2 separate regions of the Homo sapiens genome follow, and region 2 is linked to region 1. The links are chromatin contacts, found by Hi-C or POLR2A ChIA-PET in ENCODE. All regions are on one chromosome and are shown on one strand. The core of a region is the stretch at or near the end of the contact, and the rest is flanking DNA. Distances in the headings are between cores, read along the strand shown. Region 1 holds the start of PCBP4 (poly(rC) binding protein 4). Region 2 holds the start of NISCH (nischarin).

Region 1 (7,448 bases), core at 515-3,014:
TCTCAGGAATCAAGGAACATAATCCTGTGGAGGGTAATCCATTACATGAGCTTCTCCTGTTCTTCCACTTTCCTGCCTGGCTTTCACTCCTTCCCCTGCTCTGCCCAGCCTTTCCCTCCCACCCACTCCTCCTTCTGCAAATGCCCTGAAGGCCAGCCCTTACCCCAACACCCACTTCCCCACCTCCTTAGGCCCCAGATACATACATGCCCACATGCACGCTTACATGTTTAGAGCCATCCTTGTTTCCAAATATGACCCTTCGCTTGAGGGCAACTGCATAGGTACATCTAACTCTGGACTGGCATGCACATTGTCATGTGCAGCTTTGCATATACACACATGCATACATGAGCCTCCACACAAGCACTTGCACACATGTGGACTCCTAACCATGCTAACCTCACTGGCTGGGAAGGTGGGGACCCCATGGGCCAGCCCTTGCAGGAGGCCCTTTTGCAAGGCTTAGGGTGTGGCCAGCCCTGAAAGCTACTTGGACACAGGTTTCAGCTGGCCCCAGCCCAGAAGTGACCCCCAGAAAGGGAGGGCCACCGCTTTGCCCCCTGCTTTTACCCTTCCTTCTGGGTGCTCTACACCTCAGGTTACCAGGCCTGAGGCATCTCAGCCAAGCTTGTTTCCTGCTCTGAGGCTTGTGGGGTGGGAGCCAGAGTGGAGGTCGGTGAAATAAAGTGATGCAATTAGACCCCACCGGCTCCTGCTTCTAAAGAGCGCCGCCCCTCCCCCACCCCTGGGACCAACACTGTGGGCCCCTCCCCCACCCCGGCGGGACCAGATGGTCCCCCTGCCCTTTGTCCACCAGGCCAGATGGAGAGGAAGGGAGATTGGATTCCCCTCCCCACCCACACATACCCAGGTGCCAAGAGACTCAGCTGTGGGGGGAGGTGGAGGTCAGTGGGACCAGGCTGAGCCGATTATGGAGGAGTGGGGGGGAAGGAATAGTTGCTTCCCCGAGGGCGGGGGGTGCCCAGCGGACTTGAGAACAGTTCATCACCCCCACTAGTATCCCTTCCCCAGTAAAAGACTCAACGGAGCCCGTTCCTTGCGACCCTATCCCCAAAAGGAATTCCGGGGGTAGATTTGGGGTTATCACAGGATCGGGTGCACAGGGCCACACGGCTCTCAGGCCCCTCCTCCAGCCTGTCCTGCGCGGACGAGGGCCGGGCCATGCAGCTGTGGGTGGCCGAGGAGAGCGGGTCTTGGTGGGCGCAAGCCCGAGCGGAGGATGGCGCGCAGCGAGCAGAGCCGGGAGCTAGGCGGGGCGCAGGGTCCCAGCCGGAGCTCGGAGGGACGCGGGCCGGGAGCGAGGCGGAGCCGGGGCTGGCGGGGCCAAGGCGGGGATGGGGGTGCAGGGGGCTCGGCAGAGGCGCCGGGCGGGCGGCCCGGGCCGGAAGGACTGGCCTGGCGGGAGCGGAGGGGCTTGGAGCCGGGCGCAGCGCGGGCGGTGCGGGGAAGGCCGTGGCTGGGGACCGGGCTTCAGGCCGGACGCCCCTACCCCCAACCCGTGGGGCTCTGGGAGTGGCAGGGGAAGGGTCGCCCGAGCCCTCCAGGAAGCGGCCGCCGCTCGGGGCGCACCGCGGCGCGCGGGGCGGGGCGGGCGGCTGCGGCACTGGGGCGGCTGGGGCGGGCCCGCCGCTCTGTAATCGGATCCGGGGAGGGGGCGGGGAGGGGCCGGGCCGGGCGGGCCGGGGGGTGGGGGGGGGGCGCGGAGCCGGGCTCCGGGCCGGCCGGGCTCCGCGCCTGTCAAACCCCTCATTGTTCGCAGCTGATGTCACTCGCAGTTGTGAGCGGCCGCCTCTCCCGGGGACAATGTGGGACTGAGCGGCCCAGCCGCCGTGCCGCCGCCGCCGCCGCCGCAGGACAGCCCCAGCGAGGTAGGGCGCGGGCCGGGCGGGGCACGGCGGGCCGCGAAGTTTGGGGGTTCGCCCGGGGGCAGGGAGCCCGCGCCCAGATCCCTCGGTTGGGGTCGCAGGTTTGTGAGACTGCGAGGAACACGTTCTCTGTCCCACACCGCTGAGGCCTGCACAGGTGGGAGGCGCTGGTCTGCCAGAGGCGCCCTTGGCACCAGGGAGGGGCTTCCTGGACCTTAGATCCCAGATTTGAGGCCCCCATCCCACTCGCTGTTTCTGTCCTTTGCGCCTGCTCCTCTCTCTGACTCCTGCCCTGGGTTCTGGTTCTGCTCCATCTCTGCCCTCACTTGCCACTCCCCTGTAGCTCCTGGCTGGGCACACACTCCTTCCCATCCTCCGCAGTCGTTGGGGGAGCCAGATACAGACCTCCAGGCCAGGGGTGTATGGAGATGACAGCTGGGGGCTCAGAGTGGTCCCTCTTGCCCCATAGCTCTTCAGCCCTTCAGCTCTGACCTAGCTTCTTGGCTGGGGTCCTGGGGGGTGGGGGTGGGAGGCTCTGCTACTCACTTCAGCCTGGCCCTCATGCCTGCCTGGCCAGGAGAGGGAGGTGCCCGCCTCCTCTCTCCCCTATCCCTGGCCCGCCATCTTGAGACCTGTGGCACCCAGTGCCCCACCCGGCCCCAGCACCCAGGGGAGTGGTCTCCAAGGTGATGATGCACCCAGGGCCAGTTGCATTCCTTTCTCCCCACCAAGCCCAGGATGCTCATGTTCGTGCTGAACCAGCAGGACATGTGTCCCCAGGGGCTTGCCTTCCGCCACAAAGGCTCTTACAATCCATGAACTCCCTAGGAGCTGAGCTCCTGCCCTCCCTGTTCCCTGGGTCACCCTCATTGCCTCAGGACCAGTACCTGGGACCCTATTCTTTCCCCATCTGAAAAAATCCCCTGGTCTTCCCAGGTCCTGGAGCCCCCTCAACCTCCAGGGCACCCCCATCCCAGCCCCCACCCCCTAGCCTTCATCAGCATGCAGGCTCAGGCTGCCCAAACACAAGGGGATTGTTCTTCTTGCATGCTCAGGGTGGGGGGCTGGGAGCAGGCAGCCCACACACCCTGGCAGGCCCAGGCCACGAGGAGGCTGGCTTGCCCCACCCTGTGTCCCCAGACAGGCTGTCCACCCTCCCTACTCCCATCACTGCTGCCCCTCCAGCCTCCATCACCATTGCCCAGTGGCGCTGACATCTTGAGGAAAGAGCTCTGAGCTGCACAGGTAGACCCCTGGGTTCTCCAGCTCTGCCAGTTGTCTCCCATGTAGCCTTACAAACATTTCCCTTCCTCTCTGGGCCGCGAGCCCCTCTTGTGATTGGTAAGACCTTTCCAGCTGTGACAGGCTGAGCCCAACTCGACTCTGTGAAACGTACCCCACCCCCCAGCCCTTCTTCCAGTCCCCCTCTTCCATGAGGAGACCCACTCTGCTCCCACCCTCTGAAAACCTAAAGCACAGCCCAAATCCCCCACCCCAGCAGCATACCTAGGGAGCTCCTAGTCCTGGTAAAACGGCAGGAGTAGGGCTGGGGATGCTGAGAAAGGAACCAGGAATCCTGTCCAGGCAGGTCCTACCTCTGCCCATGTGGCTGGCCCTCATGTCTGGGTCTTCTCACTCTACTCTCATTACTCCTCCGGGACCCTCAGCCCCATCTTTGGTTCCAAATGTCCCCAGGCCCCATGAACCTTAACTCTTCTCCCTGCACACTGACCCTGGTCTTGTCTCAAATTTCCTCTTTCTGGAGCTCTGTGTATAGTGGAAAGACAGGCTCAGAAATGCCCAGCGGGGACTTCTTTGAGTTGCAGCAACATCTTTGAGGGGCACAGAGGCCTGAGTGATCACATCTGACTTGGAAGCCTGCGGAGGGCTTCACAGAGGAGGTGGCGTTTGAGAAGGATTTTGACAGAGAGTGGGGAGGATGGGCGTTTTGAGCTGAGGTAAGCCTGGAGAAAGGCCCGAAGGGCTGGAGGTGCTAAGTGTGTTCTGCAGCCTGGCATGTGTGAAGGATGGGGTGGAGATGAGACAAGAGAGACAGGGGCTGGATCATGAAGGTCCTTGATGGCCTGTCTGTGGAGTTCAGGCTTTATTCTTTGGGGACTGGGCAGCCATGGGTGGCTGTTGAGCAGCAGAGTAAGCATACAGTTTTCAGCATGGAGATTGGAAGCTAGAGGCCTTTCTCAATGTAGATGAGAGAGTGAGGGGATGGGTACCATGAGGCTGTGGCCTTTCTCCTGGAGCCCAGCCTGGGCCCGGGCTTGACTTGGTTTCCCTTGGTTCCGAAGACTCCTGGGGGCTGCCTAATGATGGTGTATGGAAGCTGTAGCATTTCTGGCACCTGCCAACTTGTCAGAGCTGCCTTTCCCTTCCTGGCACTTTGTCTATGTGGCAGATCTGAATCAAGAAGCCAGAGGCTGGAACTTGTGGACCCCAGGATGCTCACCTGAGGCTTCCCACTCCCCTCCTCCTCTCCCAACTGTAGATGATTGGCTATCCCGGGAGGCTGGGAGGCCAAGAGGCTGGGCACATGTGTCCAAGATGCTGGGGCAGTTCTTATGAAGGCCTGGCTAGTTAGGAGAGTGAGCATCTCCAGAGAAGGGATTGGGCAGGAGAGTTAGGAGCCCTCGATGCAGACGTGCTGTGGCCCAGGGTCCACCCCCACCACACCCTGCCTCCCTGGATGCTCCGAGCCATTCCCCAGCATCACTGGGTGTGGCTAGCATGGCTGCTTTGGGAGTGGGAATAGGAGAAGGGGGCTGCTAGGTGGGGAGCTGGGGGTGCTGAGAGGATGTGGGGGGATGTGAGATGGAGAGTGAAGCCCAGGTGGGTCCACAGGCCCTAGCTGGTCCAGACATTCTGGCCAGCAGAGCGGAGGGAATCCCCCAAGGGGCGGGCCAGTCTACTTGAATCGCCTGGCCCCAGGAGCCCTCCCCTCCCCCGGATTGTTCTTGCTCCAGAACAAAGGCAGGGTGGACACTTGATCCCTGCATGTGGGGTGAGCTGGCTAAGCCCCCAGCCCTTTGATTGGGCAGCTGTCATGGGAGAGAGACAGCTGGGGGGGAGGGGCAGGAAGGGGGCAGCCACCATCGCTTACACAGCTGTCACCCCCCCGCCTCCTCCAGCCTGAGTGGCAGAAAGCCAGGGACAGGAGGAGTGGGCACTGGGGCTGGGGAGGGGGCCTGGGAGTCAGGAGGGAATGCCCGAGGTCAGAGGCCTGGTGTGAGCTTGGTATGCCCTGCCAGGGAGCCCTGCTGACCAGAGGGGGCTGGGCACCCGCGGAGGTGAGCTGGAGGTCACTGTGGCATGTTGTGTGGCTGCCACGTGGGTGGCCCGGCAAAGACCCAGGGCCCACCCGGCTGGAGCAGCAAATGACTCCCTAGAGCCCCACTGAGGGCAGGGGGAGCCAGTGATGCCTCATGGGGCTGCTCGTTCCTTGGGCCCTAGGAGAATAATTTGGAAGACATGGGTCAGAACCCCTTGTTCTTGCCTAAAGATGGGAAAGACCTTGAGAGTCTCTCAGACCAGGAAGGGCGCAGATAGACCAGCAACTCTCTCCCTACCCCCAGCCCCTAAACACAATACAGGTGGGTTTAGGTCAGGTGAAGACCTGGCCAAAGTTACCCACTGGACTTGGGGCGGTGGGTCTCTGCTGGAGACCCAGGCATCTTTTCATGGCAGAAGCTCTAGTTCTGGCCATGTTCCAGCCCTCCTGCCCCATTTTTCCTGGAGCCACAAGAGGTCATGTGGAGATGGTTTGGGGACAATGTCAGGTCTCCCACTGGTTACCATCCCAAGGGGGTCCTTGAACCCCAGAAAATTTTGGAACTTAAGACCGAGGCTCTGGACAAGTTGTCAGTCCTTTCCAAATAGGATCCCTGTCTTCTAGCTAGGCAAAGGTCTCAGAGACGACTGAAGCCCAATCCCCACTTTCGAAGGAGCCCGCCCTCCAGGAAGAGGACTAACAGATCCAGACAGGAGCAGCCTGAAAGGGGAGGCAGATGGGGCTTTGGATAGCCTCACACTAGCAATGCTAGTCCCACTGTGTCCCACCTCTCTGTGACCTTGGGCAGGTTACTGATCCTCTCCAGGCATCAGGTTCTCCTGTGTAGTGAATTCATCTGCTCAGCTAACCAGTATGTTAGCTGAGTTCCAGCTGAGCTCAGTATGTTCTGAGCACCTTCTCTGGCCTGGCTCTGAACTGAGCCCTGGGGACATAAGGAGAAGGCAGCAGCCTTGGCTCCTGCTCCAAGGGGCTCCTGGGCTTGGCTGTCCAGAGAAGCAGAAACCAAGCACGTCATCACAAGTGCTTTGATGGGGGAAGTGCAGGCAGCTGGGGGAATGTCTAGCAAGGGCAGCCAGCATGAGGCTGGCCAGGATGCTCGGAGAGCACAGTCCCTGCATCCACTGCTCATCTCCAGCCTCTGGAGTCCCTGTGGCAGAACTCAAATGGAAGGAGGAGCAGCTGCACCCAGGGGAGCAGGGTGTCACCTCCGTTGGATAGGTGAGGAAACAAAGACCTTATGCCATACGGTGGCTTGCTGGGACTTCTGAGAAGGAGCCAGGCTGGGAGCCCCTTTCACCTTCCGTGCTCAAGCTCTGTCTAGCAAGGGGAGTTCAGAAGAGGGCGTTGGACAGAACTCCATGCCCTTTCCTGTCATGTTGGGATGGGGCAGGGGGCTGAGGAGGAAGGCGCCCAGAGACTTCTGGAGTGTTCCAAGCTCAGCACACTCATCCTTCATCCCCACACCCTCCTGGGCATGAGGAATTTGCAGTGTTAGGGCTTGGTCTTGGCCCAGACTTAGCACCAGTTGGTCCCACTCCCTGTTTTCCCCATAGGGTTCTGGTCCCCCAGTGAGCTCCCCATCAAGGCTGAGCCTTGGCAGGAGACAGACGCCTAAGGAGAGGGATTTCCAAGCAGGATTAAGGTTGAGGATTAAGTCGGGGCATGAAAAAGGGTCGGGTGGGGAGGGCTGGCCACTGAGCTAATCCCAGCAGCTAATCTCAGGCTCCACCTTCCTCCATCAGTTAATGGCCTTGACATTCCCGCAGCCCACCAAATCCTTTTCTTACCCATCACGCAGTCCCAGGGAGAGGTATTCCCTCCATTTTATAAGTGAGGAAATTGAGACTCAGAGCCCAAGTGACTTGTTTCTGGTACAGTAGAAAGTGTTCCAGGCTGGGAATGTGGCCAGCCTGGACACTTCTTACCTCCTGTTCCCAAGGCCATTTCCAGCACATAGAAGAGAGATTGGAAACCAACGTGCAGAACTGCCAGTCCCCTGACACGCTGTGCCCCACCCACTGCAGCCCAGTGCTGAATGAACCCTGCCCAGAGGTGTCTGTAGTGAGCTTCTGCCCTAGTGACTTTTGGTAGGTGGGAGTGTGCCTCAATTCCCCCCTCAACCCCTGCCTCAAGCCTTTACCAGGCAGTGGCAAGACCTGACCACACCCGAGGCCTCCCTGCCTTCAAGGCTTCCCATGGCTGCTCCAGCTTCCTCCCCAGCTGCTCTTCTGTGCTCCATCCACCATCTGGCTGCTGGA
Region 2 (7,194 bases), core at 4,515-7,014, 490 kb before region 1:
TGCCAAGCTCAGTGGCCCCAGGTTAGCACTCGCCACCAAATTTCTAGGCTCTTTAGTGATCCAAGAAAGGTTCAACTGTCTTACTCTGAAAAGAGTTTAAGGAAGTTGTTTCTTCTGTTTTTGTTTTTTTCTTTGAGACAGAGTCTCTGTGGCCCATGCTGAAGTGCAGTGGCATAACCTCGGCTCACTGCAACCTCCCCTTCCCAGGTTCAAGCGACTCTCATGCCTCTCTCCTGAGTAGCTGGGACTACAGGCATGAGTCACCACGCGCAGCTAATTTTTGTATTTTTAGTAGCGACAGGGTTTCGCTATGTTGGCCAGGCTGGTCTCGAACTCCTGGCCTCAAGTGATCTGCCTGTCTGGGCCTTCCCAAAGTGCTGGGATTACAGGCGTGAGCCACTGCACCTGGCCAAGAAAGTTGTATTTTAAATACAGCTGGGCTTTTAGGACCATAATCCACAGGTTACTTCAAGGTGAGCCTGAAAAGGGAGTGGATTCTTCCCTGTCTTCATCATATAAAAGGAAAACAAGTAAATATAAATTATCTGAAAATCTATCACTCAGAGAAAACTACTCTTAGCATTTTGGTATACGTAAACCTTCTAGAATTTTCCTAGACAAATATGTCCATATCAACTTGTTTTTTGTAAAAATGAGACCATAGTCAGCCAGGTGCAGTGGCTCACACCTACAGTCTAAGCACTTTGAGAGGCAGAGGTGGGAGGATGGCTTGAGTTCGAGTTTGAGGCCAACCTGAGCAATACTGCAAGACCCCATCTCTACAAAAAAATTTTTAAAATTAGCTGGGTGTGGTGGCATGCACCTGTAGTTCCAGCTACTTGGGAAGTTGAGGCAGGAAGATCCCTTGAGCCCAGGAGTTTGAGGTTGCAGTGACCCATGATCAGGCCACTGTCCTCCAGCCTGAGCAATGGAGTGAGACCCTGTCTCAAAAAAAAAAAAAAAAAAATAGTACAGCCATACAGTTGGATACTGCTTAAGAAAGTTGCATTTTTTTTGAGACAGTGTCTGCTGGGAAGACTGGTGTGCTGCTGGGATAATGATGGTGGAGCTGCAGATTTCTTTTTTGTTTTATTTTCCCAAAGAGCTGGGATCACAGGCATGAGCCACTGTGCTCAGCCTGGCTGTACCCTTTGATTTTTTTTTTTTTTTTTTTTTTTTTTGAGATGAAGTCTTACTCTCACTCTGTTGCCCAGGCTGGAGTGCAGTGACATGATCTCGACTTACTGCAACCTCTGCTTCTTGGGTTCAAGCGATTCTCCTGCCTCAGCCTCCCAAATAGCTGGGATTACAGGCATCTGCCACCATACCCAGCTAATTTTTGTATTCTTAGTAGAGACAGGGTTTCACCATGTTAGCCAGGATGGTCTTGAACTCCTGACCTCAAGTGATCTGCCCACCTCAGCCTCTCAAAGTGCTGGGATTACAGGCATGAGCCACTGCACCTGGCCTGATTTTTTTTTTTTAACCTCTTCTACTAGACTTTAGGGTTGTCCTTACTATTTTGTTACAATCCTGGAATGACTACCTTTGTTCATATATCCTTTTTGCGGCTGCCTGATTTTTCCTTAGAAGAAATTCTCATAAATAGAACTGCTATTTAATATTGTGGTTTTGGCCAGGTGCGGTGGCACACGCCTGTAATCCCAGCACTTTGGGAGGCTGAGGCAGGCAGATCACTTGAGGTCAGGAGTTCCAGACCAGTCTGGCCAACATGGTGAAACCCCATCTCTACTAAAAATACAAAAATTAGCTGGGTGTGGTGGTGCAAGTCTGTAGTCCCAGCTACTCGGGAGGCTGAGGCAGGAGAATTGCTTGAACCCAAGAGGCGGAGGTTGTAGTGAGCCGAGATCGCACCACTGCACTCCAGCCTAGGTGACAGAGCAAGACTCCGTCTCAAAAGCACAAATATTGTGGTTTCACACTGCCTAAGTGCCCTTCTTAAAGTCTGACAACGCATTCTGTCACCGGCAACCTATGAAAGTTGTTCCTCTTTCAAGGACGGAGTACAGAGCTGTTCTATGACACACTCTCCCATCACAGGAAGGTGTCCACCCTCAACCTTAGCACCCTGGCAGCGCGGACCCTGATGACACGCCCCAAGATGGTGATATTCCACCATCACAGACTAATCCCTTAATTAGTTTTGGGCTATGCACCAACAACTCAACAATAGTCTATCCCAGGTGTCAGCTATTTCTAATCCAGCCTCATCCATCTGGATGGAAACCTAGCTTAAACACCCACAGGCCATTTTTGCTAAACAAAATGCCTTGTGGTGGAGGAAAGCATCTCTGTGGCCACATTTAGTCTAATTTACGGCAAATCTGTCAACTAACATGCTTCTGGCCACAATGCATTCCTAACCAGGGTGACGTTCCTCCATCTTCTAACCTAGGGTCAAACCCCAGCCCACCTCAAAGCTGAGGTCTCCCCTGGTTTGCTGCCTCAAGTTTGGCAGTTGTGGGTTTGCAGGCACAGGTGAAAACCCGATGAGGAACTTACATAGAAGTGAAAATGCAAGAAGTGGGCCAGTACTCTGGGGGTCACGCCAGGGAAGGCAGCCAGGAGCTTCTGGAGGTAGACCTCCAGATCCTTCTCCCTCTTCTCCACCAAGCTTCTTGAGTTTTTCCCAATTATCTTTTTGGGCGGAAGCAGATTTTTATCAATCTTTCTCTCTGCAACGAGCTGTAAAAAAACATAAGCACATCAACCACAGACTAAGAGGCTCTGTGCCTATGTAAGACCAAGGCAAGAAGCTTGAGGGCAGGCGCTTGTCAGCACTTGCACAGCCCCTCCCTGCAGTAGTACCAAAATCAGTGACCAAACTAGTGCACCTGGGATTTGGCCTCTTTAAATCCAATTAGCATTAGAAATACCAATACAATTCTAGACAAGGAATTCCATCTGGAGACTTTAGAGACATTCAGAAAAGTAACACCTTTTGCCCCTAAAATTGCCATCTTTTCCAAGCCAGAGTAAAAACCAATCAGGGCAGCGGTGTGTCTTTAAAACAGTTATGCTGCAAATGACCCAGAGAAAGACAGCATCTCCAAAAGCAAAAAAAAGAGATGGAATCACAGCCAGATATTAAAGTAAGGCTTTGGAATAGCTATCGCTAGATCAAACAAGTTCAAACCTGTCCCCTTCCCAGGAAACTGTCTGAGCATCTCATACCCAAGCTAGGACTGGAAATATTAAAACTGAAATTCAAATATGCTCCTTGCAGAGTGGCTCATGCTAGAGCTGAAGGCTAGCATTTACATGCTATATTAATGAACGCAGTTATATTAACAAAGTGGTTTATTAAAGAACTATAGAGATGGAACCTGTTTTGCCCTAAAACTAATATGTGGCACAATGGAAAGTTGGCCTACGGGTCCCCCAGCCCTGAGATACGTGCTCCCAGCTCTTAACAGTTACCTTTTCATGCAGGTCATGGAAGTCGCTGTAGCGGTGCTTTACTGTCCACTCATGGCTGCCATCAGTGACCTGGATGATGTAAACCTAAAAGGGGAAACCAACAGCCCTTGTGGCAAGGGAGCCCAGCAACAAGGAGTCTCCTCCCCCAGCAGCAAAAGCTGCAATTATCTTTCCCAATTATCTTTTATCAGTCTTTCTCTCTGCAACTCAGACCCACCCCAAGGCCAAAGTCAGGCTGCCCTTGCCCACCAGCCTCTGCACCTGACCCTTGCTGACCAGCAGGGCCCCTCTCAGCTTCCTCCATGGCCCAAGCACTAGGGCTGGGAGGCACATGAGACAAGCATGTGGCTCCATCCATCAGTAAGGAATGAAAAAGGTGATTACCACAAGTCACCTCTTTAGTTTTTTACCTCCTGCCTCTAGGTAACTCAAAACCCAACCGGAGCTGCAGGCAAGGCCATTTCTTCCAAGGGAGGCAGAGCAGGGCCAGTTCTAGCCTGAGCATCTTCTCTGTTGTACTTCTTTCCAGGTGCCCTGACTACCTCCTGGAAGCAAGTCATTTTCCAACCCTTTCAACTGGTTCATGGCTGTGATTTCTGCTGCTGAGCCAGGAATCAAGGCACAAGCAGCTGATGTGGGGAGGGAGTGGTAGCAACTAAGCTCTATCAGGAGGCAATATGGCCTAGAGGTTAAGGAAGGCCTGGGTTAAAAACCTGGTTCTGCCATTTCCTGGCTGCAGCTTATGTGTCACTTATATAAGTAACTTGGAGCCTAAGTTCTCTCTGAGCCTTAGTTCCTCCATCTTAGAATCAAGGACCAAGTAAGGCAATGCATGTAAAATGCTTTGTACATGGGCCTGACCCATGGCAAGTGTTCAAAAGGTAGGTGTGTTAATAATGTCCAACTCGGCACACCCGGAGACAGAGGATGGTAGGGTCCAAACTAGATCACCACCTCCCCCGACATACATGCAGAGGAGGGGCGCAGTCCAGAATAGGGTGAGCTTTTTGAAGATGGCCCTCTGGCTGAATGTGCCCATAGCTGATGGCCAGTCAGCCATCAGCTTAGAGACCTCACCCGCCTCCTGCACCTAGTTTCCCCCTCCTCTCTGCAGCATGGAGCTGAAGCCTCCTCCAGCCCTGAGGAGCAGCCATTTCTCCAGGCTGGCCTGTTGCTTCAAGATCCACCCCTCTCCTCTTCCCATCCTGCCTGATTCCTTCCCCTTGCCTTCAGGAAAGGAGAAAAGAGCCAGAAGAATGGCCCTCAGAGCGGAAGGTTAGGATGAGGGCCAGGGAGGGGAGGTGCAGGCAGGCCCAAGGCCCCCACCCACTCCCTACCCTGCGGGAACAAAGGGGAGGAGGCAGGGAGGTGCTCTATGCCTAGTCCAGGGCCGGTTTTTGCCAGGCAGCCCACCAGGCTCACAGGCCTGGCATCCAACCCCGTCAAAGTCGGGAACTACCCGCTATTTGTCCTCTGTCTCCCCCATAGCTTAGAAGTGTGTGTGGGCAGCTTGTTGCCCCATCTCGCTCCCACAGCCCAAAGTCACGAAGATTCCTAAGGCTTATAGGGCCTGCGCTTTAGCACTGAGACCACCCCCATTTCTCCATAGATGGGCTCCACCCCTCCTCCGGTCTTGTCTCCGCCCGACCCCCAAGGCATCTGCTCCCCAGGTCTCTCCTGCACTTCTCAGAGAAAATCTCAACCACCACCTCAGGCTCCCCAGATCAGGGTCCTGACGCCTTCTCTTTCTTCAAGGCCTGCGAAGCCTGACCCTTTTCCCTGATTCCATCCATCAGAGACCCTCTCCCCATCGCCTTCCTCCTGGACCCCTGTAACGGTCTTCCAGGCCGGGGCCCCTCCAGTCCTAGAGGATCTAGAGGGGTTCCGCCTCATCTAGACACCCCCCTCCCCAAGCCCCCTTTATCCCCAGATGCCGCCCCCAACCCGAGCCTCCCTTTCTGATCGCGTACCCTTTTCCAAACCGCCTCCCCGGGCCCCGAGCAACCCTTCTCCCGGACCTGCGGGGCCCAGATCCCTTTCCTAGATCCCCCGTCCCAGCCCCCTCCTCGCAATCGCAGACCCTTCTACCCGCTCCTCGGGGCTGCAGATCCCGGACCCCTCCCCAAGCCCCCGAGTCGGACTCCCGGTTCCAGCCACCACCCCCGCTTCGGGTGCCCGCGCCCCCAACACACCGTATAAGTGTCCACAAGCTCCGAGCCCACGACGCGCGCTTCCTTGGCCGGCTCGGCTTCCCGCTCGGGCCCGAAGGTGCGCGCGGTCGCCATGTTCGGGTCTCCGCCGCCACCGCCGCCCGGCGCAGACTAGCAGCAGCAGGGGGCGGGGTCAACGTCCCACCGCCCCCCGGCCCCCGCCGCCCGTCGCCCCCGCCGCGCGCTGCGCCGCCATCTTGGCCCCGCCTTCTTCCTGCGCCCTCGCCCCGCCCCCGCGCGTGACTGACAGGGGCCACTCAGGGCGCGCGTGCGAGGTGCTCGCTTGCGTAATCTACCTGCGTGGCGCCGCCGGCGGTACCCTGCACAGCCTGCTAGAAACTGAGACCCCGGGTGGTGACAGCTCTGGGCATCGCCCCTGGGTCCTCGGGAAGAGGGGACAGAAGGTCCCGAGTCTCCCAGGCCACACGAAGCAAGTCACTGCTCTTCCTGGCCTCAGTTTACTCCTCCTGATAAAGGAGGCCATAATAGTGCCTCACCTGGCTGTTGGGCTCTTTCTCTTTAGGGCAAGGCAGGTTGGAGGGGAAAATAGGACCTGTGCTTACCGCCGGAGCAGGGCGAGAGTGATTCTGGGCCAGTTCTGAACCTCTCTGAGATTCGGAGATCTCTTGTCAGTGGGGCTTCTGGACAACTGAGTGGGTTGATTGATGCGCGGCCCAGCACGCAGTAGTGCTCGAGGCAGGGAGCGTGTTTATCAAGAGGGATAAACTTGATACGAACTCTGTACGAAGGAAGGTGTAGGTGGATGGAGGGGTGTGTGCTGCCACTGAGCACAAGAACCCCACGGGGTGGCCTGCCAAAGTTCAAAACGAGGGAGACAGGTTGATCTGGACCCAGGAACTACAGTGCTGAATCCTAAACCGGGGAAAGATGAGACCTAGAAGAGGGAGGTGGTAACCTAATTGGAGGGTGAGGAGGGAAAGAGCCTGCCACAGATGGGGCATCTATAGGGGTGCTGTTGAATAACTGAGAGCAGCTGACTTAAGCCCGAAGTGGGTACTTCTCCCTGGGCAGATGGGAGGTCTGGGACAGGCTCCTCTGGCAGAAGGGCTCCTGGCCACCCTGTCCTAAGGTGGGTCAGTCACTTCCTCCTTCACCAGTTCCACAGCATCTTACTATGAGCTTGGCATTCGAGGCTTCTCTTGGCAGGGCCCTGCACTCCTAGCCTCTCCTTGCACATTGCACCCCCATTCCAGAGAGGTTTAGTTAAAGGCGGGGGTTACCAAGTCAGTCAGATCTTGGGCAAGTCACCACTCCTCCAGAGCCTCAGTTTCCTTATCTGGAAAGTGGAGGTCATGGCAACCCGCCAACCTGGTTGGATGGGAGCCTGAGCTGTTGTGTTGCACCTTGCCTGGGGCCCACGACTTTGTAGCTCCTGTCCTGCACTGGGCTTATGTTTTCATTCATTCCAGAAACCTTTTCAGAGAGTCCCTTTGGGGAGTGTGGGGGACAGGAGGGAAAGAAACCTGGTCCTTGTAGCCGTTCGTCTGCTCCCTGCCCTGGGCAGAGGACGTGGGGACTCAGG

What was found. A loop is a pair of places that touch in the nucleus more often than their neighbours do. ChIA-PET counts read pairs that join two places held with the same protein, here RNA polymerase II (POLR2A). Pooled maps may share reads with other maps.
Region 2: a loop to region 1 is called in a pooled map, with 3 times the contacts of the local background. The contact joins the promoter of NISCH here to the promoter of PCBP4 in region 1. A Hi-C loop is called at or near these places in 6 of 50 pooled maps. POLR2A ChIA-PET finds 5 or more read pairs at or near these places in 4 of 52 experiments (activated CD4-positive, alpha-beta T cell, activated naive CD4-positive, alpha-beta T cell and naive thymus-derived CD4-positive, alpha-beta T cell).

The regions. Positions count from the first base shown.
Region 1 is chr3:51,961,770-51,969,217 of GRCh38, reverse strand. PCBP4 (poly(rC) binding protein 4) reads left to right here and starts at 1,764. Exons shown (of 14, transcript NM_001174100.2): 1 at 1,764-1,892; 2 at 7,130-7,277. It overlaps ABHD14B (abhydrolase domain containing 14B), which reads left to right. Exons shown (of 4, transcript NM_001146314.2): 4 at 1-703. RefSeq lists enhancers at 108-669, 670-1,233, 2,360-2,921, 2,922-3,485 and silencers at 1,195-1,274, 1,305-1,584, 1,595-1,704, 1,805-2,074.
Region 2 is chr3:52,454,174-52,461,367 of GRCh38, reverse strand. NISCH (nischarin) reads right to left here and starts at 5,764. Exons shown (of 21, transcript NM_007184.4): 1 at 5,634-5,764; 2 at 3,442-3,525; 3 at 2,524-2,706. The coding sequence starts at 5,726. RefSeq lists an enhancer at 4,110-4,785 and a silencer at 5,610-5,839.